Regions from separate parts of the Mus musculus genome. Here region 1 is linked to region 2. Evidence: chromatin loops called from intact Hi-C (ENCODE). Cell type or tissue: heart. All regions are shown on one strand. Each heading gives the region's core, and the rest is flanking DNA. Links, peaks and the distances in the headings are about the cores only. Region 1 has its middle 220 kb from the start of Gm25090. Region 2 has its middle 380 kb from the start of Gm25090.

Region 1 (2,923 bases), core at 128-2,627, 160 kb after region 2:
AATGTCCAAGCTAGGACTCTTCATTCTCTTAGGTGCAGATGGTGCCAGGTTGAGGCTTCAGGGAAGCAGGTAAATTATGAGTAAACCTGCCAAAGTAGAGCATCTGGAGTTACCAGCTCTGGATGTGCCAGACACACCACTTGAACAGGGGTCATTTTTCAATAACAGCAAGAGGATGCTTTTGAGTTCTGTAGACTCTTGACTGACTCTTGTCTCTTTCCAGACACCTCAGAAATGCTCTCCTGAGTACTATCAGCTTGGACAGCATGCTTTCACATTCACGGATTCCTTCAAATATTTATCAAATGCTTTCAGTTGTTGACCATGGATAGATGCTATAATAACAGAAATGTTCCTCACAGCTAGGGAATTTAGCTCATGGTGAGGGCAATCAAACATTAACTAAATAATTATAGGGGCACTAGAATCCCATATGTGGACAACAATTTATTAATTTTTTATTTTATGCAAATGAATGTTTTGCATATATATGCATATATGTACATATATATGTGTATATATGTGTGTGTATATATATGTGTGTGTATGTATGTGTATAAATATATATTTGTGTAACACATGAGTGCCTGGTGTTTGCAGAGGCCATAAAGGGTGTTGGACCTCTGGATCTGGAATTAAAGATGGTTATGAACTACCATGTGGTTGCTGGGAACTCAGGTCCTCTGGAAGAGCAGCAACTATTCTTAACACTGAGCTGTCTCTCTAGCCCCATATGCAACAAATTAAAAGAACACGGTGGCCTCAAAAGAATTGAAGTAGGGACTCCATCAGATATTACACATAAATATTTATAACAGAATTATTCACAACTTAAAGAACAACAACACACTTAAATACATGGATATTTATCTGGTTAAATGAATTATAGCATACACAAAGTATAGCATGTACAAGTAAGAGAATAGTATTCAGCATGAAAAATAAAAGAATTTAGAATCACTACAAAGATGAATTCCTCCAAACATGCTAAGTGAAAGAAGACACACATAAAATGTGACATATTATGTTATTCTTTTTATATGAAATATGCAGACTAGGTAAATTTATAGAGATCTGCTTGGGGTGACTCTCGGGAGTAAGAAATGGAGAATCCTTACTTAATGGGCACAACATTTCCCTTGGGGTGATGAAATGTTTTAGAAAAAGATGAAGACAGGGCGTCACACAATACCGTAGAGGTGTTCAGTGCCACTTAAAAGAGATAACAGTGTGGGAATTGTTACTCAATTTTTTTTAAGAGTGTGTTTCAAAAAATATGGAACATGACTGGATAACTTACATTATGGTAGGGGCTTGGGAAAGGCAACTAGACAGAAGCATCACATGTGGAAACTGGAAGGGTAAACAGGAGTAGTAGATGGCCGTGGGCTCCAGACAGAGTGACTAAGGGCAAGGCAGCAAGGTGAGAAAGCTTGGCACATTCAGAGTGGGAAGGAAGTCCATGGCTGAAGTTCAGACAGCAAAGGAAGCTGTGGCTTGAGATAAGGCCACACAGGTGGGCGAGAGCAGGCTTTCATAGGCATCCTCTAGTTAGTTATTTATTTTGGCATCAGTGGACATCAGGAAGAGAAGCAGCACTGTGAAGCTTACATTGTAAGAGCAGTCTGGTTGCTTCAAGAGGCTGGATCAGGGGTTAAAAAAAATAATAGTTTATCCAATCCCAACTGATCAGCCCTAAACACATGGAGGTTCAAGCAATACTAAATGAACTCAGTAGTGTGGGGGTGGGGTGGGAGGTTGTGCAACAAAAATAATTAAAGAAGAAAAGATCTTGAATTTGAGAGGGAATAGGGAAGGTGGAGGAGTTAGAAGAGGAGGAGGAGATAGAGGAGGAGGAGTTAGAGGAGGAGGAGGAGGAGTTAGAGGAGGAGGAGGAGGAGAAGGAGGAGGAGGAGGAGGAAAAGGAGGAGGAGGAGAAGGAGGAGGAGTTAGAGGAGGAGGAGGAGGAGGAGGAGGAGGAGGAGGAGGAGGAAGAGGAATGATGTAAAGAAAGTACTCATATAAAATTCTCAAAACCTGAAATTTTTAAATTAAAAACTGGTGGGTTCCTGGATACGAATTTAAGCCCTCTATCTCTCCCCATCCTGCTCTCTTTCAACCCCCTGATCTTCTGTTATTTTATATGGATGGTTATTTTGTATGTTATTTTATATGGATGGTTATTTTATATGTTATTTTATATGGAATCAGTGTTTCCATTGCTGTTGCTACTGGGGCTGTTTAGAGTTTCCTATGTGAGTATTGTATTTATCCCATTTACACTCCATTCCCTCCCCTCCCAACCCATGCTTCTCCCCCACTTCCTCCCAAACACACACAGATAGAAATACAGCCTTCTGAGTCCATTTATTGTCGCTTATGTGTTTGTGTTTAGAGCTGACCACTTGGGATTAGCATACCTAGCAAGAAAAAACAAAGAGTCAAGAAAACAAAGAACCCAATTAAAGCAATGGGCTACAGCTCTGAGCAGAGTATTGCCCAAATTAAAAACAAAAAAAAATGGCTATGAAATATCTCCAAACATGTTCAACATTCTTAGCAATTAAGGAAATGCAAATTAAAACCACCCCAATCATAATCGTTAAGATCTAAGACCAAGAAAACAGTCCCTCCTCCTCCCCCTCCTCTCTCTCTCTCTCTCTCTCTCTCTCTCTCTCTCTCTCTCTCTCTCTCTCCTTACCACTCTTTCTCCTTCTGCAATACACTTAGGAGGAAAATGAGGTATTATTCAGACCTTGAAGAAAAGACATTATCAGAAACCACAGTGTAATTCTAGAAATCACCCCTATTCTTCAAAATTTGACTGGGAGCCATGATTAATGTAACATGGCACAAAAACAGCAAAAGAGGTATGAAACTGGAGAGCAAAAGACAAATTTATCATTATTTGTGGACAACATAG
Region 2 (2,923 bases), core at 264-2,763:
AAAGGTAATTTAATACTAGAGAAGTAGTGAGCTAAAATAGTTTTAAAGAGAAAGTAAGGGCTGGAAAGTAGGAGATTTACAAGGTTTTCTTCAAAGCTCTTCGTTGCTACTGATGTGAGGACTCTAGTCAGGAGAATGTGGTTCTTAGAATACATAAACAACATGAGCATTGGATCCTTCTACCCACTGGTGAATCCCCAGTGCCTAGTAAAACACTTGGTTCTCAGTGAATACTCAGCTATTTTTTTTAATGAATAAAATAAGACAGGGAATAGTGGACAAAAAGCATTAGAGCTTTCTGGACAGAAGGATACAGATGTGCAAAACCAGAAAGGGAAATGCTGGGCGAAGGAGGACATTAGTGAGATCTTGTCTTCACTCTCATTTTAAGAAAGTGAGTCAATCAGTAGACTGACAACTTCCATACAAGTGATGCTAGGTCCTCTATCTCTTTACCGAATTAAATGGCCATACCAGACCTGTGTGTGTCCTAAAACTCCTGTGTCTAGCTACACTCTTTTCCAATACATTCTCCAAAGTGACTACAGAGTGTGGGTTTTGAGAGTGTGCCTTCCTCTAAAGCAACTTTGCTCATCCCTGAGTGCTCTAACTCAGCTCCTGATACAGTGGCTAGTAAGCCTTCCAAAGTAACAGCTGCATTCCTACCAGTGAGTGAGCAGGGAAAAGAATTAACAAAGCCATGCCAGCACTGTCAGGATGGCTTAATGCCTTAACAAGGCATTATTTGATGAAGCATAATTTGGGTATTTTGACACCATTTTGGACTATACTTTAAAAATCTACCGTATTTATTTTTCAAATGGGTGGGGGGTAATATGTTTGCTCTGGCTTACAATAGGAAACCCAAAGAGTCTAAGAGAGTTCTACATTCATCACGGTCCACATGTCTCTAAGACAGTTTTTAATATGATAATTGCTCCTTTTTTTTTCCTGCCTCCAAAGAGTTAGAGACAATCTGACAAGAAGGGGAGACCTCTCCTGAAGGCTGAGCAATCTTAATGGCTCTCTCTGTTCTTGGACTCAGATGATCTTCGGTACAGCCATCAGCTCTGTCTCAGAAGAGTTAGACTTAAAATCCTTTGAAAATTCTCCTGCCCTAGGCAAACAATTCTATGTCTGAGCCATTTTTTAAAAGGGGAAACAAAATAATCCTTTAAAAGGCATTGTTGTAAAATACTAATTTGTAGATGTGCTAGGTGTTTCCTCTATAAACAAAGTGTGTCAATTAGTGAGAGAGTAAAGACCAAAGGCTCTGCCTGCCTGTGTTTTGTTAATCTATTAATAGCTTTTCTGTTGGAGAGAAGTGAGGATATGAAGTTTTAACATTAAAAAGAAATCTAATACGTATTTCAGCTGTCTGGGTATTGTGAGCTGAAGACATCTGTATTCTTAATTAGCCCTTTCATAAATGTTCTTATGGGATGTCATGTGATTACCCTTGAAACAGACACCTGGAGCTTTGAAACGATTGCCCTTTTGTGTCCCAGACTTGGACAGTGCACACAGGGAAGTACTGGCAGTGGTATTAGCAGTGTTATCAAGGCGAATCCAGAGCTCAATGGTTTTCCTGTCTGTAAATTAAAATAATATCAAGACAAAAATCCCCTGGATCCAACAGGAAGGCACAAATATATCAGGGAGAACGTCCTACCATGGAGGTACTTCAATGTTGTTGAAGAAGGAGGAGAAGGAGGAGCAGGAGGGGAAGGGGAGGAGGAGGAGGAAGGGGGAAGGAGGAGAAGGAGAAGGAGAAGGAGAAGGAGAAGGAGAAGGAGAAGGAGAAGGAGAAGGAGAAGGAGAAGGAGAAGGAGAAGGAGAAGGAGAAGGAGAAGGAGAAGGAGAAGGAGAAGGAGAGGCAAGGCAAGGCCAAGCCTGCTGGTTGAGATTCTCAGGCTCTGAGAACAGAACAAGTGGTACCATAACACCTTTTATTGAGGTAAAGGAACCATGGGATTCAAGAAGCCCCATGATGGGACAGAAGGATATCAACCTTTATTGCATGGAGAACCTACTGGAATCTGTGGTTTCCTTGTTATTTTTAAAAGCATCATAGCCAGCATGAGACATAAATAAACATGTCTTTCTTTTTATTCTAGGGGATTTTTTTTTGTTCCATACCAGTCTGTGAACGGCAGTGAGTGCAGATGTATTTGTGCTCCCAGCAGCTGCAGATATGTTAGTGCTCCCAGCAATGTACTGCTCCCAGCAGATGGAGGTATGTTAGTGCTCCCAGCAGCTGCAGATATGTTAGTGCTCCCAGCATCTGGAGCCCACAATACCTGTTAGATCAGCTTCTTAGTGACAGATAGAGCAGCAGAGCAAGGTAATAGGAGCTACAATTATGAGTAGCATTGGCTAACAGCACCATGTGCAGGTTCTTAGAAGCCACACTGGCCGGGGTGAGAAAGAGAGGATCAAGCTCAAGCCATGGCCCTTATTTATCTCAAACCCTAAGATTCCTAGTGTGCCTGCCGTGGTGGAGGCTTAGAATGTAGACAGCATTTCACTCTTTCCTTTAGCATTCTTTCATGGGGAAAATGCTCCTTATTCGAATACTTGTCCTTGGAGATTTCTTATCTAGAGCCAATTAATAAAACTAATACCAGTGTGTATTGGGCAGTCTCCACACCTCATCCTCCCACTTTGGGGCTTGAAACTTAGCTTTGATGCCACTGATTTTTCTGCCACAGCACCAGTAGATGTTGCTAATGGTGATGAGGGCAGAGAGTCTACTTCCACATAGACCTTATCCATCCATTCGATGTTCTGTGGTGTAGTTCTTAAAGAATTTTAAGGAGTTTGAGAAGTTATTCAACTACTTGTAAATGATGGGGTTAAAGTTGTAGTGCAAGCCTTGAACTCTGAGCTGCCCATGTACTGTCACTTGCCAGTTAAAATCAAG

Evidence for each region. Peaks named below come from ENCODE experiments on the same cell type or tissue, not always from the same donor. Only the 100,000 strongest peaks of a DNase experiment are listed, where the experiment ranks them.
Region 1: a loop joins it to region 2, with 2.8 times the contacts of the local background. A loop is called at or near these places in 4 of 42 quality-filtered maps.

The regions. Positions count from the first base shown.
Region 1 is chr2:159,353,017-159,355,939 of GRCm38, reverse strand. No RefSeq gene overlaps it. Among named protein-coding and RNA genes, the nearest start is that of Gm25090, 220 kb to the right of the region's middle. In heart, for the core only: no CTCF peak of the experiment used is centred there; a DNase peak (open chromatin) is centred at 1,499.
Region 2 is chr2:159,517,834-159,520,756 of GRCm38, reverse strand. No RefSeq gene overlaps it. Among named protein-coding and RNA genes, the nearest start is that of Gm25090, 380 kb to the right of the region's middle. In heart, for the core only: no CTCF peak of the experiment used is centred there; a DNase peak (open chromatin) is centred at 1,506.